Regions from separate parts of the Homo sapiens genome. Here region 1 is linked to region 2. Evidence: read pairs that join two places in POLR2A ChIA-PET (ENCODE). Cell type or tissue: OCI-LY7. All regions are shown on one strand. Each heading gives the region's core, and the rest is flanking DNA. Links, peaks and the distances in the headings are about the cores only.

Region 1 (16,792 bases), core at 4,702-12,701, 93 kb before region 2:
AATGTGACATGAAGTGGCAAGGGGTCTCGTCTTTGGAGATTCTTCTGTCTTCCCTTTCTCTACCTTCTCAAGAGTCACACAGAATCAGGAATAAGTCAGCTTCCTGAGGAGCCCCTCTCTGCTTTTTAAACAGGCACTATTGAGATGTTACTTTCCTTCAGGTATTGGTTATTTATTTATTTATTGAGACAGTGTCCTGCTTTGTTGTCCAGGCTTGGTTACTGCAGCTTCAACCTCTGGGCTTAAATGATCCTCCCACCTCAGCCTCCCGAGTAGCTGGGACTAGAGATGTGTGCCACCACACTCGGCTGTTTTTATTTTTTTTATTTTTTGAGATGTAGTCTCACTCTGTCACCCAGGCTGAAGTACAGTTGTGATACCCTACCTTGTTCTAACCTGAATTGACTCTCCCTTAGCTGAGAGAGCCAGACAAACTCCATTTTGGCTTCTTCACCTGCAGCCCCTTACCCACCCCCTTCCTCAAGGAGTTAACTTGTGCAAGCTAACTCCCAGCACATCAAAGAATGCATTTAACTGATAAGATACTGTGGCAAGCTATATCCACAGTTCCCAGGTATTCGCCCGGTTGATAGTACCCTAAGCCCCCACATTTGTATCCGGTTGATGGTATCCAAAAGGCCTGCATCTATCACCTTATGATGGATTTAAAGCCCCTGCACCTGGAACTGTTTGTTTTCCCATAACCATTTGTCTTTTAACTTTTTTTGTCTGTTTTACTTCTGTAAGATTGCTTCAGCTAGGCTCCCCCTCCTCTTTATAAATCAAAGTGTAAAAGAAAATCTAGCCCTTTCTTGGGGGCCAAGAGAATTTTGAGCGCTAGCCATCTCTCAGTTGCCGGCAATAAAGGACTCCTGAATTAGTCTCAAAGTGTGGCATTTCTCTATAACTCGCTTGGTTACAACACAGTGGTGCTATCTCAGCTCACTGCAACCTCTGCCTCCTGGGTTCAAGCAATTCTTCTGCCTCAGCCGCAGGAGTAGCTGGGCCTATAGGCGCGTGCCACCACTCCCAGCTGATATTTGTATTTTTGTAGAGACAGGGTTTCACTATGTTAGCCAGGCTGTTTTTTTTAATTTTTAGTAGAGACAAGGTCTCGCTCTGTTGCCCAGGCTGGTCTTGAACTCCTGAGTTCAAGTGATCCTCCCGCCTTGGCCTCCTAAAGTGCTGTGATTACAGGCCTGAGCCACTGCACCCAATCTGTGTTTTTTGTTTTTGTTTTGTTTTGTTTCTTAATCTTCAGTTTCTTTAAGTGGAGATTTTTGGAGCAAGTTTCATATCTCTAAAAACTCTGGAATAAGTGGCTAACTCTGGCCATGTGGTCACTGCTATGAAGGTGTTGGTTTTGTTTTGTTTTTTTAATTTAGGCAGGTGTTGGAAGGGGGGACCCTGAAGGCATGAGAACTCATCATCAGACTAGATCAGCCACACTCAGCTGAGACCCAAAAGATGAACAATAATAAGAGTTGTTGTAAGTCAGTGAGTTTGGGGTGATTTTTTACTCAGCGATGGCTACACAATACAGAAATTGATACTTGAAAGTGAGGTGTTACAATATTGAAAACCAAAAATACGTGGCATTGATTTTGGATAGGCGGGAGCTAAAAAAAATCTTAATAGGAAGCTGAAAATGGCTGGAAACTGTTATGGAAGGTGTGGTATAATATGAAATATATTTGGTCTTTGTACTGAGAAAAAAACCCTTGAAATGTCCTGAGTGAAAATTCTTAGGAGTGTCTTTTGTTATTCATAGTGAGCCAATTAGATAACACCTGAGCTATTAAATTCGATAAGTTAGGGTAGGGCCCCTAGATAGCCTCAGGACAGGGCCAATCACCAGAAAGACTAAGTGATCAGAGGAGTAGAGGGTTAGAACTTTTAGCACCACTGGCCAACCTCCAGGAAATGGTATGGGGTTTGCAGACAAAGCTCTACACAAACTATACAACTATATAACTGTCACACCTGTCACTGTGAAGAGACCACCAAACAGGCTTTGTGTGAGCAACAAGGCTATTTATTTCACCTGGGTGCAGGCGAGCTGAGTCCGAAAAATGAGTCAGCAAAGGGTGGTGGGGTTATCACTAGTTCTTATAGGTTTGGGATAGGTGTACAAAGTACATTCTTAAGGGTGGGGGAGAATATTACAAAGTACCTTCTTAAGGGCCGGGGAAACTATATCGTATCAGTTAGGGTGGGGCAGCAACAAATCACAATGGTAGAATGTCATCAGTTAAAGCTAGTTTCACTTCTTTTGTGGATCTTCAGTTGCTTCAGGTCATCTGGATGTATACGTGCAGGTCACAGGGGATATGATGGCTTAGCTTGGGCTCAGAGGCCTGACAATAACTATACAACTACAGCTCTCTGTGAGCTTCCAGATTGTTTAGCACATGGAGGTGCTTAGAGAATGGTATGCCCAGAAAGGGCATGGACACTCCGTGTCGCCCTCCCATCCACACACATACCTTGTCCTGTCCATCTCTTCATCTGGCTGTGGAGCTTATCTTTTGTAATATTCTTTACAATAACCCAGTAAATGTCTGCAAGGAGATGTTTAGCAAAAAAAAATAAATAAATAAAAATAAGTGAATAAACAAGTAAATGTAAGTAAGCATTTCTCTGAGTTTTGAGTCATCCTAGCAAATTAATGAACCTCCCTGCTAAAAAGAGGTCGTGGAAACCCTGGTTTGTAGCTGTTGGGTCAGAAGAATGGGTGGCGCAGATTTTAGAATGGCATCTGAAGTGGGTGCAGTCTTATTGGACCCAGCCCCCAACTTGTGAGATCTGTCACTATCTCCAGGTAGATGGTGTCAGAATAGAATTATAAGATACCCAATTGGTGTCCACTGGATAATTGCCTTGTGGTTAGCAGAGGCCAACCCCATATGTCTGATCACAAAAGTGTTCTGTGTTTGAGTGTGTGAGTAGAGGGAGAGAAAACCTGCTTTTTTCCCTCAGAGAAGGCTAGAAGAAATGGCGACCTGTGTTATGTATTTACCAAATATTTATTCAAACTGTTGCCTGTAGAACTTGAGAGATATAAAATGTCATCTAATGAACTTTTGGATTTAGGCAAAGAAATTTCCAGGCAAAATGTTGGATATGTGAGTTAATTGCTTTTAGTTGCATACAAGATACTGCAGGAAAGAGGTGGGCTCAGGAAAGAATGGGCAAGTTTTGTTTTTTTTGAGACAGGGTCTTGCCCTGTCACCCAGGCTGGAGTGCACTGGTGCAATATCGATCTCGCTCACTGCAACCTCTGCCTCCCAGGCTCAAGTGATTCTTGTGCCTCAGCCTCCCTAGTAGCCGGGACTACAGGGATGCACCACCACACCCGGCTAATTTTTGTATTTTTAGTAGAGACAGGGTTTTGCCATGTTGCCCAGGCTGGTCTTGAACTCTTGGCCTCAAGCAATCCACCCTCCTCGCCCTCCCAAGGTACTAGGATTATAGGTGTGAGCCACTGGGCACGGCCCAGGCAAGCTTTTAAGTAGAATTTAGAAGATAAAGAACTTTGAGCTTCTGGGTTGAAAAATAAAACTGTTTTTCATCTATGAGTGTAGATGAGACAGTAGATCTCCAGCCAGCAGTTGACATACTCTGGGAGCAAAGATGAAATTCAGGGACTGCCATGTAAGATATGGCTTCTGGCTTAAGATCAAATGATGGGTGTGGCTGTAACATACTTCTTTATTATTATTATTACTGTTATTATTACAGCCCAGTGTAGACCAAAATACTTTTCAAATCCCTTGAAAGGAATAAGGTAATGTACAAGAGGGTTTCTGGGTAGCTTAAAGGGTGTGGACCCATAACAGCTTGCTGTACCCCAAATAAGATTTAGAGAAAGAGGTATTTCTCTAAAATAATTTGGGTGTTGCTTTTGACATGCGAGTGAACTCAAATCAAATACAAAGAAAACTCACAAAGCCTTGAGAAAACTGTATTGACAAAGTCAGCCTACATTAGAAGAGACTGAGATTGTTTGGACTCCCAATTTTGAATGCCATGAAGCTGGCCGAGAAAGTTACTCAGCAGACCAAAATGGTTTATTCTCTAAAGTTCTCTTCAGAAGGGGCTGAGGAGGATGGAAAATGAAGACTCTCCCAAAGGGTGGAACCAAGAGCTGTGGAGGACAAGGACACCAGAGCCACTCCCAGTGAACAGAACCACAGCCTAATCAAGGAACAGACTCTATCACAAAGTAAGGAAGAATGGCAACATTTGCCCAGTGGGATTTCATTTCATAATTGCTGTGGAACTGTGACAGCTATGGGTCTCCAATAATTCTCTCTCAAACGGAAGTTAATGTGGTAATTCTGCCTCTATTCCACCATTGTACATTGGGTGTGTGTGTGTAATGCAGGGATCTATGCTGATGGTGGATGGACTTACCCTTTTTTTGTTCATTGGTCTCCAGATCAAGAGGAGCTGGATCAAGCCTCAGGTAGAACATGAGGTGCTGGACTTTAAGAATGATGACAGGATGGGTAAGACTTTTGAAGGTCCCGTGATTGGGATTGAATGTATTGATATTTTTGTATGTGTGAGAGACATGAATAATTATGGCCTAGAGATAGGTTGTGGTTGAAGGACTTATTGGCCATCCCTGAAACCTTTGCAATGCTTCTTCATGGGTGAAATATATGTCCTACCTCTTGACTCTAGGCTTGCCCATATGACTTTTTTGGCCAGTAGCATGTGGGTGAGAATGATAGTGTGCCAGTTCTAATCATAGGACTTAAAAGCCTCACGACTGTCACTTCTCATCCTCTTCTGTCTCTGCTGGCAGCATGAGAAGTAGATACCTTGGCTTGCTTACTGGTCCCAGGAGGTTGGTAGATTCATAGAGCAGAGGTATTCCAGTTGACACATAAACTGGCAGGTGAGAAGTAGAGCACCCTATCTGAACTTAACTTAGATTAGCCAAACCCAAGTCATCTTGTAGAAATGTAAGCAATAGATATGCTTGCTTTTTAAAGCCACTGAGTTTTTGAATGGTTTACTAAGCAACAATAGCTAATTGATATAGATGAGTAGGATTTAGAAAAGAAAAAACAAAACAGTTTCTTTTTTATTTTATCTGGAAATATTCAGAAACGAAAAGACTTAAATTTTCCAGACCTCAGTTTTATCAACCACAATATGGACTTAATAATCTCTATCTCAGCCTGGGCAACATAGTGAGACCCTGTTTCCACAAAAAAATAAAAAATTAGCTAGGTGCGGTGGCATGCGCTTCCCACCCCAACTACTCAGGAGGCTGAGGTGGGAGGATTGCTTGAGCCCAGGAAGTTGAGGCTGCAATGAACCATGATTGTACCACAGCACTCAAGCCTGGGCAAGAACGAGACTCTGTCTCAAAGAAAAAAATAAAATAAAATAAAATAAATAAACTGTCTCACAGGGTTGTCATGAGAACTCTAAAAGAGTGAATAGAAACATTCTATAACTTAAACACACATGCACACACAAATTCATTTTAAAAAGTCCTCAGGTTTAACTCTCTTTGTACAGATGAAGAAACAGAGACACCATGAAGATAAGACTGATATGGTTTGGATCTGTGTCCCCACTCAAATCTCATCTTTAATTTTAATCCCCATGTGTTGAAGAAGGGACGTGACGGGAGGTGATTGGATCATGGGGGCAGTTTCCACCATGCTGTTCTCGTGATAGTGAATGAGTTCTTACGAGATCTGATGGTTTAAAAGTGTGACACTTTCCCTCTCACCCCTCCCTCTCTCTCTCCTGCTGCCTTGTGAAGAAGGTGCTTGCTTTTCCTTCACCTTTTGCCACAACTGTAAGTTTCCCGAGGCCTCACAGCCATGCAGAACTGTGAGTCAATTAAATCTCTTTTATTTATAAATTACCCAGTCTCAAATAGTTCTTTATAGCAATGTGAAAATGGTCTAATAAAATGACTTTTTAAAAATACAACCAGCGAGACCACGGCTGAATTTCTCTCTTCCTGAAACTTAGTGTTGTACCCTTTCTTTAAACAAAACTGTTCAAAGAGTATCAGCAATACCAGAAATAAATGAAAAAAGCATACAACTCCTCTAGAGCTGCAGCCATAAAAGACCGGTTTTTATACTTTCCTATTAAATATTTCCAGATCTGACTACTGCATTAATGATGGTTTTGACCAACATTGATAAGTTTATTTTTTTAAAACATTTTTTTTCCAGGTCATTATTACAAAAATGCATTATTGAATTGGTTTGAATCCAAAACACTACCCTTGAAGCCATCACTTTAGATGCCCGGCTCACTTTTAGTCCCCTCCAGCTACTGAGGATGAACCTAATGATAGCCCGGGTTCACTACTTACTTGCTTGCCAGTAAGCTCAAACTCAGGTCATGGGTAACCATGCCTACAGCCTTAGTTATTCTAGGATCACCTGAACCAAGTCAGCTTATCATGAGTTTGTTCTCCTGGAAACTTAGAGTACAATATTCCTTCATCCCAGTTCTAGGCCTGGAGATTTCCAGCGTGGACTGGAAATCTTTGAGGTTGGGTGGAAATGGGCTGTCAACTCCTGGGCCTCATAGCTGTCATGGTGGGATTTAATCAGGCTCACAGCTGTTTCCCTCTCCCAGCTTTCTATCCACTTCTGTCTCTGACCTTCATTTGTGGTTTCCTCTTCTCCTTAGGAGGCCCCGTAGTTCTCTCTCTGTCTCTCTCTCTCTCCCCCCACCCCCCCCCCATATATATAGAGAGAGGACTGTAAGTCCAAGCGTACAGTGTCAATCAAGCATTAGGTTGAATGTGCCACCCTGATGTTAAAGCAAGTGGTTTACAACATGTCATTTTCTCACACTTTTCTCCTTGGTTGACAACCCTGTGGCAGCAATAGTTTCCCTGAGACGGGACTTCGCCCTATGGTTATAAGCTAATGAGCTACTAAGGCAACAGTTTAATCGGGAAGAGAGGTGGGTTTGGGGCCTAAAATGGGTGTCAATGGGGCAACTGGAAGAGGTCCTTTTATGTGACCAGAGGGAAGAGCTCATTTACCACCAGGCATGGGGTAGAGTGTGCTGTGCTGTGGTAGTCAAGATGGCCAGGCCCTCTCTACATGACTCTGAGACCAGGAATTTGGTGGTGGTGGCAGTGGGTCCCCATCCTGTGAAGGATGAGGCCACACAGAGCCTCAAGATCAGCTAGAGTGAGAACTTAGGGCCTTCTCAGGTCTTTCCAGAGCACACACACAGCCCTGGGCATGTGCACAACCCTATGTATATGTGTGGACTTCTAGAATCCAAGAAATACGTCAGAGATTTTCAAAGCCCTCTGTATATATTTCACTCCTCAGCCTTTCCTATTAAGCTTTTTAGTTATTGTTTGCTCCAATGATTACCCACCATCTCAGACAGCTGTGATGTTAAACAATTGTCACTGGTTATTGTCAACAAATGCTCCCAGAGAAAACCCTGTTCACACTTGGTGAGCTTTGCGTCAGATCAAATAAGGACAAAGCTTGCAAGTGACGTCTTCTGGGTGCTGAGTTTCAGGACACACCATCCAAAAATATGAGTGCAGGAGACCAGAATATGCCATCTCAAAATATGCCACCCTGGCATACTGATCTTTTTGAGCTAAAAGAAATTAAAGACCAGCCAACATAGAAAAATCTCCTTGCCTTCCCCTCAACTGTCTGAAATGAATTATAAAACACCCCTTTTGTAAAGAAAAATTTACATCTATAAAAGAAATTTTTACTAGTAGAGGTATTTATACCAGGAAGAGAACTGCTTTGAGACAAGTTTTACCACTTGGGGAACTTTTATCTGTAACAAGGTAACCTTTACTCACCATACATTTTCTTCTCTCACCATCCCATAATTTGTCTCCATCGTTTCCCAGAAGCCCTGACTTCCTCCTTTCTGTAGCTCAGGATGCTATATTAACTTCAATCATCCGGCCCTTCTTTGAGTCTCATATTTTGAGATTTGAGGGACTCCTGTACATATGCATGTAATTAAAATGGTTTTTCTCCTATTAATCTGTTTTAGATAAATTTAATTAATAGCCTAGCCAAATAACCTAGAGGGGTAAAGAGAAGCAGATTTTTCCCTCCCCTACACAAGGAACAACCAGGCATGTCTAGTAATGACAATTCTCTAGGAATGGGGTTTTGAAGGAGCCCCAACCCCTTTCTATTCCCTCCAGTGACTGTCAGGCGCTGTTTTTCACTGTGATTGTGGGGTGGTTTCTAGGCTACTGCAGAGCTGTGGTGGGGTGGTGGTAGTGTAATAGGACATGTTAAAATGCCTATAAAACGTACTGTTCTTACTGAGGTTCAGCCATTTTTCTTGAATAAAATTCACTCTGATTGCTGCAAGCCTTAGGTTAATTTACAGAGTTCTGAGAAAGTTGATTCTGGCAATTTTTTTTTTTTTTGAGATGGAGTTTCACTCTTGTTGCCCAGGCTAGAGTGCAAGGGCACGATCTTGGCTCACTGCAACTTCTGCCTCCTGGGTTCAAGAGATTCTCCTGCCTCAGCCTCCTGAGTGGCTGGGATTACAGGCATGCACCACAATGCCTGGCTAATTTTGTATTTTTAGTAGAGATGGGGTTTCTCCATGTTGGTCAGGCTGGTCTCGAAATCCCAACCTCAGTTGATTCGCCCGCCTTGGCCTCCCAGAGTGCAGGGGATTACAGGCGTGACCCACTGCACCTGGCCTTTTCTGCCAATCTTTGCCAGTGTTTACTGCTTTTATGGAGGGAGGGATTTTCAGAAGTCCTCACTTAACCATTCTCACTGACTTCTCTACGTGTGTGTGTGCGTGCATGCACACGTGTTTAATGTCTAAAAATATAATTTGAAAATAACTTGTGCTTTAAAACCTCAGCCTTTTCCTCCCAGGGTAGATTTGGTTATCTTAGAGCAGCAATTCTCAGATGTTTTGGTCTCATGACCTTCTTATACTCTTGAAAATAATTGAGAATCCCAGAGAGTTTTTATTTATGTGAGTTATATCTATCAACACTTAGCATTTAAAAATTAAAACTGGGCTGGGTGTGGTGGTGCACATCTGTAACTCCAGCACGTTGGGAGGCCAAGGTGGGTGGATCGCTTGAGCTCAGGAGTTCGAGACAAGCCTGGGCAACATAGTGAGACCTTGTCTCTACAAAAAAATACAAAAATTAGCTATGTGTGGTGGCATGCACCTGTAATTTCAGCTACGTGGGAGGCTGAGGCAGGAACATCACTTGAGCCTGGGAGGTGAAGGTTGCAGTGAGTCTAGATGGCACCACTACTCTCCAGCCTAGGCGAATGATTGAGACCCTGTCTCAAATAAATAAATAAAACAGGTTTTTTTTTTTTTTTTAAATGAGAGTCTCGCTCTGTTGCCCTGGCTGGAGTGTAGTGGTACAATCTCGGCTCACTGCAACCTCCGCCTCCCAAATTCAAGTGATTCTCCTGCCTCAGTTTCCTAGTAGCTGGGATTACAGGCATGCACCACCATGTCTGGCTAATTTTTTTATTTTTCATAGAGACAAGGTTTCACCATGTTGGCCAGGTCTGACTCCTGGGCTCAAGTGATCGGCTTGCCTCGGCCTCCCTGAGTGCTGGGATTACAGGTGTGAGCCACCATGCCCGGCCCTTAAAACACAGCATTTTAAACACAATAATACACATTGTGACATACATTCCAATAGGTGTCAGAGGGATGATGTCATCATGTCTTCAACATCTGGAAAACTCCAATGCACACATGTGAGAGTATGTGAGTAAAAGAGGCAAATAACTTAAAAAAAATTTATTTATTTATTTTTAAAAATAGAGATGGGGGTCTCACTATGTTGTCCAGGCTGGTCTTGAATTCCTGGGCTCAAGTGATCCTCTCGCTTCTTTTTTTTTTGAAACAGAGTTCTCACTCTGTCACCCAAGCTGGAGTGTAGAGGCGTGATCATGGCTCACTGCATCCTCGACTTCCGAGGCTCAGGTGATCCTCCCACATCAGCCTCCTGAGTAGCTGGGACTACAGGAACTCACCACCATGCCCAGATAATTTTATGTATTTTTTGTAGAGATCAGGGTTTCACCATGTTGCCCAGGCAGGTCTCAAACTTCTGGCATCAAGTGATCTGCCTGCCTTGGTCTCCCAAAGCGTTGGGATTACAGGCATGAGCCACCATGCCCAGCCACAAATAACATTTTAGTATCATTATAAACATTGTCTTGGCCAGGTGCGGTGGCTCACACCTGTAATCTCAGCACTTTGGGAGGCAGAGATGGGTGGATCACCTGAGGTCAGGAGTTTGAGACCAGCTTGACCAATATGGTGAAACTCCATCTCTACTAAAAATATAAAAATTAGGCAGGAGTGGTGGCTACTCGGGAAGCTGAGACAGGAGAATAGCTTGAACCCAGGAGGCAGAGGTTGCAGTGAGCTGAGATCGTACCACTGCACTCCAGCCTGGGTGACAGAGTGAGACTCCATCTCAAAAAAAAAAAAAAAAAAAAGTCTTCACCTCATGGATCCCCTGAAAGAATCTTAGGGTCAGACCACACTTTTAAGAATCCCTGTCTTTGGTGGTTCCAGAGAAATAGACTATAGGACATCCACTGGAGAGCCCCGCAGCATCAATACCTTGAGGAAGTTAAGGAAAGAGGATAGACAGAAGGAAAAGTTGAAATATAATGCAGTCTCACAATGAACTCTGGAACTGGGGTGACCCTTCAGAGTTGTGTACCTTGTGCAAGGGGTCCAGGACCTTTACACCTATGTTTTCCAGTCATTGGATGTGGTCCACTCACTGAGAGGTGGAATAACCTTGGGCAACAGGGCTCTCTTTGGCTCTTTAACAATTCATGGTATGGAGTCAGCTGAGGGCCCTGAGCCACCAACACTCTCTGCAGCTGGTTGATTGTGTGTCTCAGTCCAACACGGAGTGACCAGGGCAGGGCACCACAGCATCCACCTCAGTGGGGAAATGAGAATGGAGTTGGACAGTTTGTGTGGAAGGGGGCAGGCAGAGAGAAGAAAAGGTTTTGGTGCTGGAAATAGTATAAAATGAAGGAGGAAGGAATATTTCTCTTTGTTTCTCAGGTACAGCTTTCAGTTCTATCCAAAGTTGGCCCCTGAGTTCATGTGAGAGAAATCACGTTATTTCTCTCCCTCTGCATAAGAAATCCTTGAACCAATGGGGACATGCTCATGGATTTCCCTAGAGAACTTTCTGACAACTCTGGCTCCAGATTAGTTTAATCTGTTCTCATTCCCATTTGTAGTTCAGTCATTTTACTGCATGAATAGCTGGGAGACTGGTTTACTTGCAGCTCAGTCACTTACTATGTGTTTTTAACTAAATACTTTCACTTTTCTTGGCCTCAACTTCCTCATCTCTAAAAAAAAACAAAAACAAAAACAAAAAAACGATGCTTGAAATTCTGGAACCAAGCATTTATGGGATTTTAGAGAAAATAAAGTATGTGTTCTGCAATAACCCAACATATTATTTTCCTGGAAAAAAAAAACAACAAACACCTTGAATTCTGCAAAATCATGCAACAAAAACACCAGGGCTTACAAAAAAATAGAGTTGGGCTTAGACAACTAAAAACCCATGCAGGTTTGTTTCCAAAACACTAATAAAGCCAACCAATCAGCAGCACCCATTCCCTAATGCCCACCAAATTGTCCATAAAAACCCTTAAAAAGAGAAAAAAAGAACACTAATAAAAACATCAATGATAGTAATACTTTTAGCACAGTTACCCAAACTCCTAATAACTAAACGTGTTTAATAGTAAATGTAGGGCTTTACCTGAAGGTAGGTGAATGTAGCTTAATAGAAAGAAGTATACTGGCTGGGTGTGGTGGCTCACACCTGTAATCCCAGCAGTTTGGGAGGCCGAGGCAGGCGGATCACCTGAGGTCGGGAGTTTGAGACCAGCCTGACTAACATGGAGAAACCCCGTCTCTACTAAAAATACAAAATTAGCCAAGCATGGTGGCACATGCCTGCAATCCCAGCTACTCGGGAGGCTGAGGCAGGAAAATCGCTTGAATCTGGGAGGCAGAGATTGCGATGAGTTGAGAACACACCATTGCACTCTAGCCTGGGCAACAAGAGCAAAACTCCATCTCAAAAAGAAGTATACCAAAAAGATGAGTTTGCTGAATTTGGGAACAAAGCAATGGTGGGCTAATAAATCGTATGCAGGAAGAAATGCCTTGTTTAGTATTGTTTGGCAATTTCTGTGGTGTAAATACTCCTACTATGAGTGATTTTTGCTCACTACTTTCCTGAAAATTTAACAATCACCTCTCCTAAACTGGTGCAAGCTGGCTGGCTCTAGGACACCAACAGGAGTAAGGGCTAACATTGTGACAACAGGCTAAAGGTGGAGAAGTTGTCATCTTTGTACAAAATGTGATCTACAAAGCTATGGTCTTGTGTTTCTTTTAAGCCAAAAGGAAAACCATGGGGCAAAAAGGCATTACATATGCTAGTGCATTTCTCTGTGGTTTTCTGAGCTTAGCTACTGGTGTATTTTGTACTCAAATAACTCTTCCTCAATGGCATAACACATTAATTTGGGAGAAAATTGAGTATGAGTAAAAGGAACACCGACATTATAATGCTGTCATAATTCCAGGATTAACAAAAAGCACATGAGCTAATTCCTATTACAGAAACACAATCTGTAGGTAGAAGAGGTTTTGTATATGTGAAGGGTGGGCTGGGGATGGGCTGTGTGAAAGATGGTGACTAATTTGACAGCATGTCTGTCGGAGTGGTGTAGCCCAGGGATGTTAGGCTAAATCGGCCTGGGGAGCAGGAAGCTGAGCTTTCATAGAGATGATGCATTGCAAAAAGATTCCTGAAAATGCCTCTAAAATGGAGGGTTGCTAAATCCACAGGGGAAGAGATCAGAGAACTTCTTGGACACAATGAAGTGAAGTTACATTGAGATCTAAGCAAGGGTTGGACAGGCAGACGATGGAGGGATCAGGGTTGGATATCAGTTACACAGATCACTGTGGAGTTCTGCTCAGAATCTCTTCAACACTGTCACTCTTGAGCTCCTCCTCATCTCTGCATCTCCCGACCCCTTGTCTTTCTGTTAGCACGATATGGAGACTCAAAAGAAGAAGTGCTGGATTTTGCTGCTCTGTTGGACACAGAACCATAAACTTGAGAATGCAAGTTCTTGAAATTCCAAGGCAACTTCCTAATTTCACTGTCAGCTGGGTTTCATGTCATCTTCTGCTAACACAACTGTTTCTGTGTTTCCTCTGTGTACCTTTCTTGGACTTCAGCTTGGGGTGTTTTCTTTCCCAGTAATGATTTTTTTTTCCTTTTTTTCTTTTTACATGCATAACACAGAGAATACCCCTCCACATCAACCCTGTTCTCAACATCAAGATATTTCCTCTCACACTCCTAAGTCACTCAGTCTCAATCCTTTATATGCCCTCAGACTTATTCCCAAACTCCCAGAACCTGTTTTCAGAGATAAGGCAGCAATAAAAGCACATTAAGAAGTCCCCCATATCTGCCAATCTAAATGCATCTCCATTTTCTCAAGCCTAATCCCTGTTCATCAGAAGTAACTGAGGGTCTGACAGTAATAGCTGAAGCCTCAGGAGACGAAATGGACTTTGGAGGAGAGAGGCTAGAGAGCAAAGACTATTAGTTGACATGAGGTGGCTGCTTAAGGGAGCCTATGGCTACATTGTGTTGTCACTTGTTTAGAAAAGAGCATATTTGTATTTCTGGAGGCAGAATTTTCTGAATTCTGGACAACAGAATCTCCTTAGGCCCCAGGCTTCACAAGACTGTGACCTCCTGAAAGTCCATCAACAATTGGGCAGGTGGTCAGGGGCTTTTTATCGCATGACCACAAGAAGAATAAAGGCTGAAGGGAGCCAGAGAAAGAGCCTTTGGGGAAAGCATAGATAAGGGGTTCTGTCACTCATGTTGTAGAAGGAGATGCCTCCTGCTTCATAGTCCAGGAAAATCTCAACCAGGGGGCTGGGATCTGACAAGAAGAGAAGGGTCTTGAGTGGGGAGAGGGCCCAGTACCCATTTACAGATGACTCCACAGCCCAGATCCCATTCTTAAGAGCAAGGAGAATTTTCTTCATCACATTCTTCCTACAGACTCCAACCAACCATTATTTCCCATCTCCCACCTCCACTTCCTGGTAATGTCTCTCCGAGGTGAAGGCTTCCAGGCCTAGCACACAGGGCCAGGAGTCACATCTCTCTGGTTTTTCAGGCAGTTTCTGACATGAATCTTCCAGTCAAACAGATTTGAATCCTAATAAAGAAAGAGGTGAGGGAGGGCTATGTTTGGGTCCAGAGTCACTTCAACTGGAGAGAAAGACAGAAACAAAAAGTCTGACCATTGGTGAGTGTTATGGTTACAGGACTATTTTTGCTTCTAAGAAACAGAGCACTGCTGTAGGAGTTGATAGGTCTCCTCAGGGGGAGGGCTGTTTGGCCTGCTAAGGGGTCTCCATTCCCCCAGGCTCCCTCTGTCACCAGCAGCCAGAGGGTGATGTTAAGAGTTGACTGTGCCCAGGCTTGTAATGCCTCGTGAGATAATCTCACAGGAAGCTGGACTCTTGGCCATCTTCCAAAGCCCCTCTCTGTGTTCCAAGGAAGTATTAGGCTTTCTTTCTTTTTTTTTTCCCCACAACTTAAAATCTCTGTGTTCATCACTAAAAGGGTATCAGCATTTTTCATTTCCACTTATTTTAGGTCTTTGGATACCTCAGAGGTTAAATCTCAGCACCCAGAGCAGTGCCCAGCCACTAACCTGCACAAGATCGAGCCAGTTTCCATTCTATAATAAAACAGAAACAAGAGTCATTGCCAGGTTAAAGAGAAAATCAGCTGGGTACGGTGGCTCACACCTGTAATCCCAGCACTTTGGGAGGCCAATGCAGGAAGATCACTTGAGCCAACTAAGGAGTTCGAGCGAGACTCCATCTCTACAAACAATTTAAAATAATAAAGAGACAGAGAGAGAAAGAAAAAAAAATCTTGTGTAATTTAAAGTAAAAGACAAAACTAAACTTCCTCCTTTGTATAGTGGTGTGAAGAAGAAGAAGAGGAAGAAGAAAAAGAGGAAGAAGAAGAAGGAGGAAAATAAAAAGACAAAACTAACATAAAAATTTCAGGAGCTTCTTTGTAAAATGAATAGAAATTCTTCAATAGGCCTCTGGGGCTGAGATGTGAGGAGGAGGAGGAAGAAAATGAGAGTGGGAAGGACGCACTGGAGGACTGTTACTATCTGAATCCTATCGCCTACAAAACATCAACTGATCAATCAGGCACAAGAAAGTGTTCTGCTTCTTTCTGTCACCTTAGAAATAACCTGGACGTCAAACATCGGTGAAAAGAAGAGAAAAAAAGGAAAATGAAATAACCTGGAAGCTCCTGATGATTTGAGATCAGATCTTTACATACTAAGAGATGGTTGCTATATCTGGGGGCCTTGAGTGAAAGGCAGCAGTGGGAGCCCAGCACCCATTTCCAGACAACTCCACAGCCCAGAGCCCAAACTCAGCAGTTATGAGTTGAATTTATTTTGTCAAACAAAAAGAGTCAAACTCTGTAAAATATTGCAAGAGATTTATTCTCAGCCAGATATGAGTGCCCAGTGGCTTGTGACACAGCCCCGAGATCCTGTGAACATGTGCCGAAGTGGTTGGGCTCCAGCTTCTTTTTATACTTTATATTTATTGAGATGTTTTAACTCTGCAGGCCAGAGAGAGAGACCTATCTGAAACCAGCTTGGGCAGCTGGAGAAGAATGAGGGTGAGCAGACATCTGGGCAAGCCGGAGTTTGGGAAAACTGCCATCTTCGACCTTTCTGGAGCAGCAAGATACTGGTGTGAGTCTGTCAGGAGCTTCAGCCTAGCTGATGAATAGACAGGAGAGAGCGATGGGCTCTACAGACCCGCTCAGCAGTTCTTTCCAACTTGGAGTGCTCTGGTCATTTGCATCTGAATCCTGCTGTGTCTTCTCTCCAGTGGAGATTTTCAAACCAGGCTGCCATCAGCACCCACTCACCACCCTAAGTTTGGTAAATGATATATAAAGCTTCAAACTGGCCCTACAACTCAAAAGGAGACATAGGAGAAGGGAGGCGTTCATGGGTTGCATATAAATGAGCACAGTTTGAAATCACTACACTAAAAAAAAATCTTTCAACTATAATAATATGTTATTTACTTTCAGCAATGAGTCAGTCAGGAATTTAGCCCAGGAAATCAACAGAAAAATAGACTCCTCCCTCCCCTGAGATGCTGCCTGCACTGGATTCATGTAAATTTAAATATAAATTTAGATTGATGTTCTTTCACCATCCTCCCCCATTATCCTTCTCTCACTTCAATCATAAATGCTCTTCTGTTTGCATCATAAATTTTTCCCCTCAATCCAGTACATTTTTCTTTTTTCCTTGTATTTATTTTATTTTATTTTAATTTTTTAGAGATGAAGTCTCACTATGTTTCCCAGTCTGATCTTGAACTTTTGGGCTCAAGTGATCCTCCCAACTCAGCCTCTCAAAGTGCTGAAATTACAGGCGTGAGCCACTATGCCCTGCTGATCCTGTACATTTTTTGAGTTCATTGTACCAATAGTTCCTCCATTAGCTTGGTTAAACATTCACAAAACAAAACAAAATGCCCCCAAATGTGACAGCTGAGTCCTTGTAGGAAAAAATCCTTAAGTGAAGCTTAGTATCCTGGGGTTCATTGCATATTCATATATACATACTTGGGGACCCATGCACTA
Region 2 (13,084 bases), core at 5,084-13,083:
TTTTCTATGTTCATCTGTTCTCATTCACAACTCATTAGCCCTGGAACCCAAAGCCGGTTAACTAATTACTCAAGGTCTCTGTTTATTCATCTGTAGGGCAGAAATGAGATCTGTTCCATAAGTTATTTAAGGAGCAGTTAGCACAGGCCCTGCAAGTAGTAACCCTCAATGAATTTCATTGTCTTCCATTCTGAAAGGCTCAATTCTGATCCCTGCATTGATGAGTCCTAAATCCACTTCCCCTGGAGACAACATCAACAGATGTCTGCTGTGGAGTTGGAGTTTTAGTGGGAAGGTGAAGGGAAAATATCTGAAAAGTTTGACATGAGGAAATGTGTATGTTTAAAATAGAAGTGAGGTAGGTGCAGGGAAGATGGGAGGAAGGAGGTGCCATTTACATTGTATTCTATGGGATGATGTCTGCTGGGGTTGCACAATATATCCCATCCTCATCCGGTGGGCCAGATGTTAGGAGATAGGGAGACCAGGAAGGAAGCTACTGTGACAGTCTAGGCAAGAAATTATGGTGGCTTGGCAATGGGGGATAGGAGACTTTATTGATTACTAACTTTAATACTAGGAAATACTTACATAGAACCTGCTACCATGCTGGTATTGTGCTAAGAGATTTACATGTATTAATACGACTCATGACAACCCTAAGAGGTAGAAACCTTATTTCGCACATTTAATAGATATAAAATCTGAGGTCCAGAGAGGTTAAATAACTCCCCAAGGCCACATGAGTAGTTTCTTTCTAAGCTGGGCTTTGAGTCCAGGCTGTCTCACTCCAGAGTCTGTGATGAAACCACTGAGCTAGACTATTGAAAGGAAGTATAAATAGCAGGGCCTGGCTATCAGTCAGAAGTGGTAGGTAAAAGAGAGCATGAGAAGGCTGAAATGACTCTTAGGTGGTGTCACTCATTCAGTTAATGATGGGTAGGCAGGGTTGATGGGAATTTAGTTTTGGACACACTCATTGTGAGATGTCTAGTGGGCATTCAGGGAATGCGTGGGGCTGGAGACAGAAATGCAAGTGCTGGTGGGAGTCTGCTTATGGGATAGAGCTTTGAAAACGGATTGGACCCCACAAGAGCATATGTGGTGTGAAAAGAGAGGCCAAGACGAAAGCCTAAGGAATATCAGCAGTTCTGGAGCAAGTGAAGCAAGAATTCTGAGAAAGATCTCCCTAGGAGCAGGGAAAGGCCAAGAAGAGGGCCCTGGGGATTGATGAGGCAGACGCCACATAGGCAGGAACACCTACTCAGGCAGGTCTATGAAGAACTCAGTGTTGTCCATAAAGGAAGGACAGAAGTGTATAATGACAAGCGAGGCCCAGTGTCTCACAGCTATAATCCCAGCACTGTGGGAGGCTAAGGCAGGAGGATCGCTTGAGCCCAGGAGATCAAGGCAGCAGTCAGCGATGATCACACCACTGAACTCTAGCCTGTGTGACAGAGCAAGATCCTGTCTCTCTAAAAAGGAAAGCACGGGGGTGGGAGGGGAAAATAGAAATGTGTAACGGATTTAATGGTTGGGAAACCATTAGTAACTGATAGAAACAATGCTTATGGGCTGAGAGTAGTGGCTCTTGCCTGTAATGTAGCACTTTAGGAGGCTGAGGCGGGCAGTTCACCTAAGGTCAGGAGTTAGAGACCAGTCAGGCCAACGTGGTGAAACCCCGCTTTACTAAAAGTACAAAAATTAGCTGGGCATGGTGGCACAGGCCTGTAATCCCAGCTACTTGGGAGGCTGAGTCAGGGGAATTGCTTGAATCTAGGAGGCAGAAGTTGCAGTGAGCCGACATCATGCTGCTGCACTCCAGCCTGGACAACAGAGCAAGAGTCTATCTCAAAAAAAAAAGAAAGAAAGAAAGAAAGAAAAAAACAAACAATGTTTATGGTGTGGTACAGCAGTGGCCATCATGATGGCAGACAGTCCCTGATGGCCATGTATGTGTTCTCTTTCTGAGACTTTGCTTGTATGAAAGTAGAGACCTAGAGAGAGGTTAGCATGTTTGTATTGCCCAGGGAAAGAGGAAGCAGGGCAGTTACAATGGGAGAACATTGAGCTTCTTATATGATGTAGCCGATAGAGTCTGGAGTGGACCCCTTATGATTACTCCTCTTGCAGTTTGCAGCCTGTACTTTCCCTGAGTGTGAGCTGAACCTGTGGCTTGCTGCTAACCAATAAAATATGGTAAAACTGATGGGATGTCCCTTCCATGACTACACTATGTAGTGTAAGACTCTCTCTTGCTAGCTGACCCACTCTAGAGGCTCTGTCTTCCTAGTTGGCTATGAAGAGGAAAGTAGTCATCATGGGGATCCACACAGCAGGGAGCTGAGGAGGCCTGTAGGAGCTGAGAGCAACCTCCAGCTTCAGCCTGCAAGGAGTTGGGGCCCTCAGTCCTACAACTGTAAAGAAATGAACTCTGTTAACAACCTGAGTGATCTGAAAAGAGGACTCTCCCACAGTCGAGACTCTAGATGAGGCTACAGCCTGGCCAACACCTTGACTTTTGCTCTGTGAAGTTCTGAGCAGAGGAGCTCACTAAGTTCTGCCTGGACTTCTGACCCACAGAAACTGAAATGATAAATGTGTGCTGTTTTAAACCACTAAGTTTGTGGTAATTTGTTATGCAGCAATAGATCACTAATGCATTAAAGTGAAACAGGCATGACAACAAACATGCAGATAAAGAAGATAAAGAGAAAAACTTGTGTTTCCAGCCCTGACCCGTTGCCTGGACTACACATTTATTACTGACCTGCCTACTCTGCATCTCCACGGGGATCTCTAGTAAGCTCCTCAACCTGAACGTATCCAAAACTGACCTTGGATTCTATGCTGGCTCCTCCCCTGGCCTCCAAAACCTGCTTCTCCCTCAGTTTCCTCATCTCAGTAAGTGGCAACTCCATTTGTACCATTTCTTAGGACCAAAACCTTGTGGTCACCCTTGATGCCCTCCTTTTTCATACCCCACCTGTAAGTTTATCAGCAAAGCCTTTTTACTCTGTCTTGAAAATAAATCCAGCATCATAACATTTTCATGGCTCCTCCCTGGTACAAGTCATCTGCATCTTTCCCCTGGATCACTGCAGTAGCTCCCAGCTGGGTCTTCAGGCCTCCATCCACCACCCCTACCCACAGCCCATCTCAGTCTAGCATGTGAAGTAACTTCTTAAAATGTAAGTAAGTCCAGTCCTTTTTCTGCTTTAACCTTCCTGTGGCTCCCCTCTGAGAGGTAAAGCCCAGGTCAGCATGATGACTTTCAAGGCCATATATGATCTGGCCCTCAACCCCCTCTGGCCTTGTCACCTCCTAATCTCCTGATCACCCTGTGTGCTCTGCCCACCCCAGCCTCATTGCTGTTCTTCACACAAACCACAGTGCTTCTGCCTCTGTGCTCTGGCACTGCTGTTCTCTCAACTTAGAATGCTTTTCTCCCAGGTATTCTGTGCCTCACTCCCATTGCTCATTACCACTCTTTTAGAAATTGTGATTTCCTATATTCCTTCCCCTGATTTATTTATCTCCTGAGCAGTTATCATCATCCAACACACCATATCTGTTACTACTTATTTTGTTTTCTGTCTTCTACAATGATAAGGAATGGGACTTTACACTTTGTGCACTTCTCTGCCCCCAGTACCAAGAACACTGATTGGCATGTAGTTAGTACTCATTGATTTTTGTTGAATGAATGAATGAACTGAACACAGAAGTCCTAAGGGAAACTGGAGAGTGAGAGTCCAGGGTGTGGATGGAGAATTAGCCTGACACAGGGGAAAGGATACCTGCTTCTTAAATCAGAGAAAATAGATGAGGAGGGGCAGGAGCAGGTCAGGGCAGCAGCAGGAAGTTTGGAATCTCCTCCTTCTATTTTCTCTCTGAGGTTGAGGGAGCCCTAATGAATGTCATTAGTGTCCTTCCAAAAGAGACCCTACAGATCTATCTTTATCCTTTGGCATGTGAACAAGTCTATGGGCCCTCACCACACACCATTATGCTGGGGTGTTGATCTTAGATTTCCCAGCCTGCAGAATTGCAAGAAATAAATTTCTGTTGTTTACAAACCATTCAGTCTTGGTGATATTTTTGTTATAGCTGCCCACATAGACTAAGACATACACATTAACACAAACAACCTTGCTTTCCATCTTTACAAATCAGGTATTGAAAAAATCACTCCTGATTCTTTCAATATTGTGTCTATTTGTAACTGCAGTAATAAAATTTTTGATTACTTAAATTTTTTCAGTCCAACTGGATTACTGAATTGTCTAAAACCTAAAATACTACCATTCAAGCTAGAATTTTAGATGCCTCATTTTATTAGTCAGGGTTCTCCAGAGAGACAAAATCAATATGATATAGATATAGATATAGGCATAGATATAGATGCACATACAGATATAGATGTAGATACAGATCTATGAGCAGGCATTTATTAAGGAGATTGGCTCATGTGATTATGGAGGCTAAGAAATCGCACAACAGCTCATCTGTAGGCTGGAGACCCTGGGATGCTGGTAGCATGGCTCAGTTTAAGTCTGAAAGCCTCAGAACCAGGGAAGCTGATTGTGTAACTCTCAGTCCAAAGCCAAAGGCCTGAGAACCCAGGGCCTCCTGGTACAAGTCCTGAAGTTCAAAGGCCGGAGAGCCAGGAGTTCTGATGTCCAAGGGCAGAAGAAGAAGAGTGTCTCAGCTCCAGAGGAGAGAAGAATTTGCCTTTCCTCTGCCTTTTTGTTGTATTGGGCACCCAGCCAACAGAAGGAGAGAATTTCCCACTGACTCACTTGCCAATCTCTTCTGGAAACACACTCACAGACACACCCAGAAATAATGTTGTACCAGCTGTCTAGGTATTCCTTAATCCAGTCAGGTTGACATCTAAAATTAACCAGCACATGGATTAACTTCCAGGATCCACTATTCTAGTTTCAAAATGTGGTTTTGGGATTCCTAGAGAGAACTCTGATGTACTCTTAAGGAGTCCCCAGTGTTAATAATATTTTCACAATAATAATAATGAAACATTAATCGTTTTTCATCTCATTCTCTCAGTAGTGTGCAGTAAAGTTTTTTTGAGCTAACATGACCTATGATATACCAATAGGTTTAATACAAAGGCAGATATGATAATACAAATATCTCTTATTAAGCCAGACATGAGATCTGGAAAAAGTTAACCAGTGTCACACTTTTTGTTTTTTTATTTGGACACAATAGATTGCTTTTTCACAAAACATCCTATCTACATTAACCTATAACTGATTTATTAATGCTATTTTAACATAAATTAAAAGATAACATTTTAAATTTTTGTTTCAATGTCAAATGTCATAAATATTAACCCAAATAAACAAAAGCTCTTTAAAGTCCTCAATAACTTCTAAGTGTCTAAAAACATAATTAGATCAGGAAGTTTGAAGCCACTGGTGTCCCCATTGAACCTGAATGCTGACGTAGACCTGGTCCAGTACTGCCCTGCTCGACCAGGACCTCAAACCTCAACCACACTCAGGGACTAAGTACTGACCCCTTGTTTATTGCAGGGACATCTGAGCCAAACCACATCCACATGAGTCCATGTTCTTCATTCATCTTCATCCCAGGTCCAGGCCTGTGGGTGTGTGCTGTGGAAATCCTGGGGTTGGGTGGAAATGAGCCATCATCTCCCAGGACCCTTTAGCTCTTATGGTGGGACTTAGCCATCCTTACAACCTTGGTCCCTCCCAGCTCTCTGGTTCCACTTCCTCTATCTCTGATCTGCATATCTGGTTCCCTCTCCCTTCTGGTGGTCCTGTGGATTCCTCTCTCCTCTCTCATCCTGGTGAACCCTGTTGGCCTCATTCCAAGTCCACAGCATCTGGTGCCAACTGGCATATTGGGCTTAATGTGGTTATCCTGATTTTAAACAGTAGGTTCGCTGCCCAACAGCTTCTCTCACTTTCTTTTTGACTGGGAGCTATGAAACAACTAGTTCCCTATGCCTGGATCCCATCCCATAATTACAAGCAAAGGAACTACTAAAGCCACAGACTAGTGAGGAGGAGAAAACTGGGGCAGAGGGCTGGAGTGGGTGTGAAAAAGGCAGCTGGAAGATGTTCTCTTACGTGACCAGAGGGGAGGAGGGCGTGTCTTTCATTAGGGGGGTTGTGCGGTGGCTGCTGAGATGGCCAGGGCTTATCTGCATGGCTGTGAGTCCAAGGAATTGATTCTATAGGCTCTGGTGGGTCCCCACTCTGTGAAGTTTCAGGCCCTCTTCAGGCACCATGACCCCACTGGCTCCTGTGAGTGCAGGGCAGATGAAGATGGGGCTGTCATCAGACCCTAACCTGAAGAAGGGCCTCACAGGCACAGTAAAGGCTGAACGGGGACATGTGTAGATGTGCGATCTGTCCCTCATGTTGTAGAAGGAGACATCTCCAGCTTCATAGTCCAGGAAGACGCCCACCCGGCAAAGGGACTCCTTCAAAGGGAGAATCCTCTCAGGGGAGGACAGGGCCCGGTATTGGTTTCCAAACATCTCCAGGGTCCAGAAGCCATTCTGAGGAATCAGCAGGACCTCCCCTTTCCTCTCAACACTGTGTCTGCAGACCCCCACAGTCCACACCATCACGTTTTCCACCTCCACCTCCCAGTAATGTTTCCCTGAGGCGAAGCTCTCCCATCCCAGGACACAAGGCTGACTGTCGAATCTCTCTGGGTTGTCAGGCACTCTCTGCCTGTAGGGGCCCCGCCTCACACTTCTCCGGTCCTCTGACAGGAAGAGCTCGGGATGAGCGGTGTCTGGATCCAGGACCACATCAGCTGCAGAGGAAGTCTCAGGTTTATGCCTGGGGTCTCAGGAACCCTGGGGATTGTGTGGTTCCTGGTCCCCAGAGAAGTCTCAGAAAGCTGAAGGGGGTTCCCCATGTAGTGGCCGTTTCCATGAAGGTCCCCTGATCCCAGGCAGCTCATACCCTGAGAATTACGGAAGCTGCACTTCTATCTCTCCAGAGACAGAAGCAGTGCCCCCAGGTTGAGAAGAATTGTGGCTCTATGAAATCCAGAGAGTTTAGGAAATGAGCCAAAATTAATGGTTCCCAGTTTTTCTCAGCATTCTAAGATCTGATCCCTTTTCTATTCAAGATATATGATCTCTGGGACTTTCTTTAGTTAGAAACTTTCCAACTTGGCTTAAACCATCACAGAAGCTTTATCTCCTATTGTTCCCCCACATACCTCTCAATGGATCAATTAAGTGAGTCTATCATTACACACTGTCCTAGGTGGTGAAGGACCTCTTCGTTGGTCCTATAGGTTGTTTTAATAGGTGACAACTGATTTAAGTGGCTGACAAGGGCACACTTCAAAGGATAAAGAAGGAGAATAAATGTGTGCAAAAGAAAACCTGGTGCCTGAGGGATGTGTGGGCAAAGTTAGGGAAGAAATACTTCAATCCAGTTTTGCTTTAACAATATGAGTCTGACATCTACCAGGATTACTTCTCCCATACAGGAAAAGCCCCAGGAGCTGAGCATTCTGCAAACCTCTACCTTCTGCATGTATTCTTACTTATTCAGTCTACCTTTCTATTGCATTAAAATGATTTTCTCTTTTCCACAAGTTGATATGTCTGATTGTGACAAGTTGTGATTGTGTCCCAAAATGACAGTGGCAATTTTGAAACTCGCCAAAGAGGAAAGGTCCATGGGCCCTGGTATCTGGTAAAGTTTGGATTCTTTGGTGCTGACAGGCAGAGGTGCCGAATCACAAGATGAGAACTCACTGGAAGTGGGCGATTGGTTTCTCTGTGCTCTCCCACTCACCCTCCCACTCACCCAAACCCCTTCCCCTGGCAGACTACATGCAGAATATCAGTGCTCTCTTAGAGGCAGAAAGGTATTTCTGGCCACCTATTTGTACACCATTGCATCAGGCTTACTGGGGACCCTTATGGCCTTTTCCTCACATAGGTCTTCAACTGTGCACAGTCTATACCATTCCCAGGATATGAATTGCTAAGACAGCATTATCTTATTTCAAATTGATCCAGAATCAAAGAGCAATGACTTCTGAAATGTAACTCTTAGGAGGCTACTATGCATGGGAAACCTTTGATAATCATGCATTAAATTATTCCAAAAGAGAAAGGGTCCTGGGGATGTAAACTGCAGGGTTCATTAAGAGCTGCTGGGGTTCCCTGACAGAAGAGCCATGATGCATCATTGCTGGGACACCGTTGATGAACTGACCCCAGTTCCCTATGGTCCCTGTGTAGCCCTGGGCCCCTTGCTCATCTCCTCTAAGGAGTCCTGTTAGCTGGCTAGTGGGGAGAAAGCTGAGATCTGAGAGAACATCAGAGGCACTCACCAGCATGTAAGAATGTTCTTCTCCATCCTGCAAGGGACAGACAGAGGTGAATGTCACGAGACACTGCTAAGTAAGCAGAACACAAATTGTACACGGAGTAGTTCAGGAAAGGCTAAACTTACGCAATTCTTCTTGAAGTTGCTCTGAAAACAAAATACAGAAACAAAATCATGTCTTCAACAGAAGAACTAAGAGAAATTGAGCTTGTATTAAACAACGTAGGAACCATCCTTTCTATGAACACCAACATCACCCTTCGTTTATGCCTAAGGAACAGTCAGAAACCAGCAATGATGTATGATCAGATGGCTGGGTAGTATCAGTACATTGTTAGACTTTTGTCTGAACTTTCGTTCAGCCATGTAGTGCTGCATATAGCCAGGTGAATGAATGTAATGTGTGCAGCATGGAAGAAAGAAAGCTCTGAATGATTACTTCTTATGACATGAGAGTTCCAAGCCCTTGTGGCTGCTGCTGTGCATTTCCTCTCTCTCTTCCCTAAGCCGGTACCTGTGAGAGCTGTGGCCTTTCTATGACAGTCAATTGTCCTCCTACTCATTTAACTTTTCTTTTTGAATTTCTTTCTATTTTTCCACACTTTCTTTACAAATTCCTTACGTGCAATTTCTTTTTCCTCTTGTTCAACTTTCTTTTCCCCTGACAGAATCTTTTTTTCCCTTTGAAGTTTCTTGATGCAACAGATGCTGACAGCCATGAAGATGATGAAAACAGCCAGGATGACAGTCATGGACACCATCCAGGGAGATGCGGTCAGGATGACAGCTAGGGCCACCATCCAGGGAGATGCGCTGGGCATAAAGGATTCTGAAAAGGCAGCCAGAAAAGTCCATTTAGTTTGAAATAGAACATCTGGATGAGAGTGCCCCTAAGAGCACATCTGAAGAGCTCCTCAGCCACCTGTTCTGTTGGCTTCTCCCTCAGAAACCTTAGATGGAGAAAGCGATGCTGGCTCAACACTGGCTGACACCTCAGTGACTGCCAGGGCCGGGCCCAGAAGGGGGCAAAGCAGAAACATCTGGAGTCACCATGGAAAGGACCAGAGTGCATAAAACTAACCAGCCATGCTGAGTCAGCACAGCCATCACCCTGCCTCAAACCACCATCACTCACGCCTGGAATACTAGAGTGCCCTCCTTCTTGTTCTGCTCTATTCTGTAATCTACTCTCAGCAGAGCAGCCCAAGTGAGATCATGTTAATTATTTGCTCAAAACCTTCCAATGCTTCCCACTCACTCACTCTAAAAGCCAAAGCCTGTTTGTGGCCTGTGCTGCCATATATAACGTAGTTGCATCACTCTGTGAATTCATCTCCCCCTACTTCCTGAACTCACTCCATTTCAGCCACACCAGCATCACCTCCTGGGAGTCCTGGAAACTGCCAGACAAGCTCCTTCCTCAGGCCTTTTGCATATGCTCTTCCTGTACCTTGGCTGCTCAGTCCTTAAGCATCTGATGGTTCCTTGTCTTGATTGCTCAATTTCCATCTTTACAGTGAAGTCTTCCCTGACCACCTTGTTAATAATTCTGATGCCTCACACCCCTGGAACTCTCTATTTTCTCTTTGCTTAATTTTTCCTACATGCTCGTCACCATGTGATAGAATATATAGATTATTATTTATTTAATCACTTGTTTCAATTATTTCATATATTGCTGTCTCTCTCTCGCGCTCCCTTTTTTTCTTTTTCTTTTTTAAGACAGAGTCTCACTCTGTTGCCCAGGCTGGAGTGCAGTGGCACGATCTTGACGCAAGCTCTGCCGCCTGGGTTCAAGCAATTCTCCTGCCTCAGCCTCCCAAGCAGCGGGGATTACAGGCGCCTGCTACCGCACTCGGCTAATTTTTGTAGTTTTGGTAGAGATGGTGTTTCACCATCTTGGCCAGGCTGGTCCTGAACTCCCGAACTCATGATCCAACCACCTTGGCCTCCCAAAGTGCTGGGATTGCAGGTGTGAGCCACCGTGCCCGGCCGCTGTCTCTCTCTAGAATATGAACTCCTTGAGGAGAGAAATTTTGATATATTTTGTTCAATTATTGACCCTTGGTTTCCTGTACAGTCTTAAACATAAGAAATGCTTGTTGAACATTTGTTGAATACATTTATGAATGTCTCTTGATAGGGAATTTCCCCAGCTCTGTCCTTTGGGAAGTCCCATAGACAGGAAGGGATGGCTGCAACATACAGGAATGCCAAGCATAGACAGTCACCCACCCACACTACTCTCCAGGTTTGATGGTTGTCCTTAATATTTTACAACTGTTGCAGCATAAAGACCTAATCAAGAAAAAAAAGACCAGGTTTACCCTCAGAGAAGAGGCTCCTACTCTTGTGTTTTGGGACTCTTTGAATCTCCCTTTGTGAGGAGGGGAGACGTCTCAACTCAGCTGCAGCCTCCAGCTCCTCAGGGCCCAGGACCATTCCACCCACACTGCTGCCCCCATTCCCGCTCTGGGCTCCATCTGGGTGCTGAGGATCCTGCATACACTTGATAGGTCTCAGAGGGCAGAGAACTAACCTGGAATAAAAATGACAGTTTCCTTCTCCTGGCCGAGCAGGGTGTTGTTGACAGAGCAGGACACATTCCTCACATACTTGTCTCTGATGATCACAGCTGTGGTGACCATGAAGAGGCCGTCAGCATCAGCGATGGAAACCTCCTTCAGGGCGGGCACAACCTCACCGTAGGGGTCCCTCCACACTGTGAGGGGCTCTGGGTACCACCCTCCAGATATGCACTCCAGCCAGATGCTCCCATCCTCTTGGGCCTTGATTTCAATGAGGGGCTTAGACCCAAGGCCTGGAAAGGGAGACCAGGGCTCAGCCAAAAGGCAGTGGTATCTTAGCCCCTACTGCACCTTGATGGATGGTTGCTAGAAAGACCCTTGGTTTTGGAGAACATCAGGAAACCAATATGCAAAATAAATTGTGAGATCTCAAAGAGAAAGGATCACATTGCACACTTTTCTTTATGCTCCACCTGAAGGCCCCATCACAGCACCAAGCATCTATCTGTCTGCTATAAATGCTTGCTGTGCAATTTATTCTGGCAAAGACTAATTTTCTCACTTCCAGGAGGGTGTGTCCAAATTCTCAACAGGCAGGTTGAGAATTTCACTTTCTGCTCCTGGGATGACTTCTCTGCAGACCTCAATTTCCTGAAGCTCTAAAATAATACACTAATGACAGAAACCTATCAGGTTGGCAGAAGCTTTTTTTCCTTTCTTTCTTTTTTTTTTTTTTTTGTAGAGATGGGGTTTTGCCATGTTGCCCAGGCTGGTCTCAAACTCCTGAGCTAAGGCAATTCACCTGTCTTGACCTCCCAAAGTGCTGGGATTACAGGCATGGGCCACTATGCTCAGCCTTGGCTAAATCTTAAGAAACTTTTTGAACCAAAGTCACTGACACTTCTGTCTAGTTCAGGGCCTCACATCACCATGGCTATCTACCTCCATAGGAGGTGATGGTTTTTAGGAGAATAGACAGAACTAGCTGGCAAAGCCAATTCTTATTCTAATTCACAGTTGTTTACCTCCCAGAGGTTCCATCCAATAGAGAATTTTCTTACAGTCCTTTAAGAACATCAATGTATTAGAAATATCTGGATGCCCCTGGGATCCTTAAGATAACCATATTGCCTCCTCAATGTCAGAGATCATCACCAAAAATCCTAATAATTCAGGCTCATCCTAAATATATTCTATCTTTACTAGAACCTTCAATGAAAGAGAATACCCAGAGTGAGAGAGCTGCAAAAGCATGGTCCTGGGAGACCCTTCAGCCATGCGTGATCATCCAAACTTCTCCTGAATAATTCCTTTGTAAAGTCTCCCAACAAATTATGTTAAAGAAAGAAAATTAAAGCAATCACTTAAGCCTAGTGCTTTCTGCTCTGTTTAATTTTTGTCAGGAGAAAAAAGCTAGTTGTGCATTTGAAGGCTCACACAGAAATCCTGAATTAGAAAAGAAATTAAAATACCTCAGCAAATTGGAAAACAAAGTCCTACAAAACATTCCATGGGTTCAATACGGGTAAGCATGACACAATAGATTTAAGGGAAAAATCAGCCACCAACCAATCCAACAAACAGAGTACAATAAGCAAGCAAACAAAAAGTCCTACAGCAACCCAATTCAGACTAGGGAAGGCCAGGACAGGGTTGGTTTTACAGAGAAAGAGTAGTGGGTCCCTGCCACATACAACCATTCATTACTGGGCAACATTGCAGTGCTGCTGTGAACACAGTCATGACAATGGGTCAAGAAGCCCTCCATCCACGATATTCTGTTTTAATCAGATGTAAGGTTGCCTTTGTGAGTAGCAAAGATAGGGTCTCCTACCTGTTATGATTTGGGGCCCCCTGGGAAGAACCCAATTTCCTAGTCCTTGCCTCCACTGGTCTGATGGACTGAAATGTCACCACGAATTATTCTGCAACTTAAAGGCTTTTTTCAGTCCTGAAATATACCTTTTAAAGCAAAATACACTAACTGCAACACTGAGGTAATCACTTAGTGTCACTTTTAACAAACTATTAGAAATCCCAGTTTAAGTGCATTTCTATGCTGAAGCCTTGCCAATTTCTTCCCAGCTAAATTCTTAGTCTTTCTCTGTGGAGTTAGCAGGAATTATAGATAACTTTGTTTCTGTATTTAGTTGTGCTTTAATAAAAATCATCTATTTATATAAAAGTCACTCTCTC

What was found. ChIA-PET counts read pairs that join two places held together with the same protein. Peaks named below come from ENCODE experiments on the same cell type or tissue, not always from the same donor. Only the 100,000 strongest peaks of a DNase experiment are listed, where the experiment ranks them.
Region 1: POLR2A ChIA-PET joins it to region 2 with 5 read pairs; 9 of 35 experiments call an interaction of 5 or more read pairs at or near these places.

Annotation. Positions count from the first base shown.
Region 1 is chr6:26,475,436-26,492,227 of GRCh38, reverse strand. LOC285819 (a long non-coding RNA gene) reads left to right here and starts at 9,719. Exons shown (of 4, transcript NR_038992.1): 1 at 9,719-9,756; 2 at 13,108-14,393; 3 at 14,747-16,076. It overlaps LOC107986583 (a long non-coding RNA gene), which reads left to right. Exons shown (of 4, transcript XR_001744057.3): 2 at 4,084-4,225; 3 at 4,442-4,511; 4 at 5,539-5,579. It also overlaps a transcript of BTN2A1 not described here and the pseudogene BTN1A1P1. RefSeq lists a cis regulatory region at 13,651-14,086 and an enhancer at 14,088-15,287. In OCI-LY7, for the core only: no CTCF peak of the experiment used is centred there; no DNase peak of the experiment used is centred there.
Region 2 is chr6:26,386,110-26,399,193 of GRCh38, reverse strand. BTN2A2 (butyrophilin subfamily 2 member A2) reads right to left here. Exons shown (of 8, transcript NM_006995.5): 4 at 10,900-11,181; 5 at 8,983-9,189; 6 at 8,487-8,507; 7 at 8,365-8,391; 8 at 4,320-6,819. The coding sequence ends at 6,227. Among named protein-coding and RNA genes, the nearest start is that of BTN2A2, 9.5 kb to the right of the region's middle. RefSeq lists a silencer at 811-900. In OCI-LY7, for the core only: a CTCF peak has its summit at 9,769; a DNase peak (open chromatin) is centred at 9,763; H3K4me3 peaks cover 363 bases; H3K27ac peaks cover 667 bases.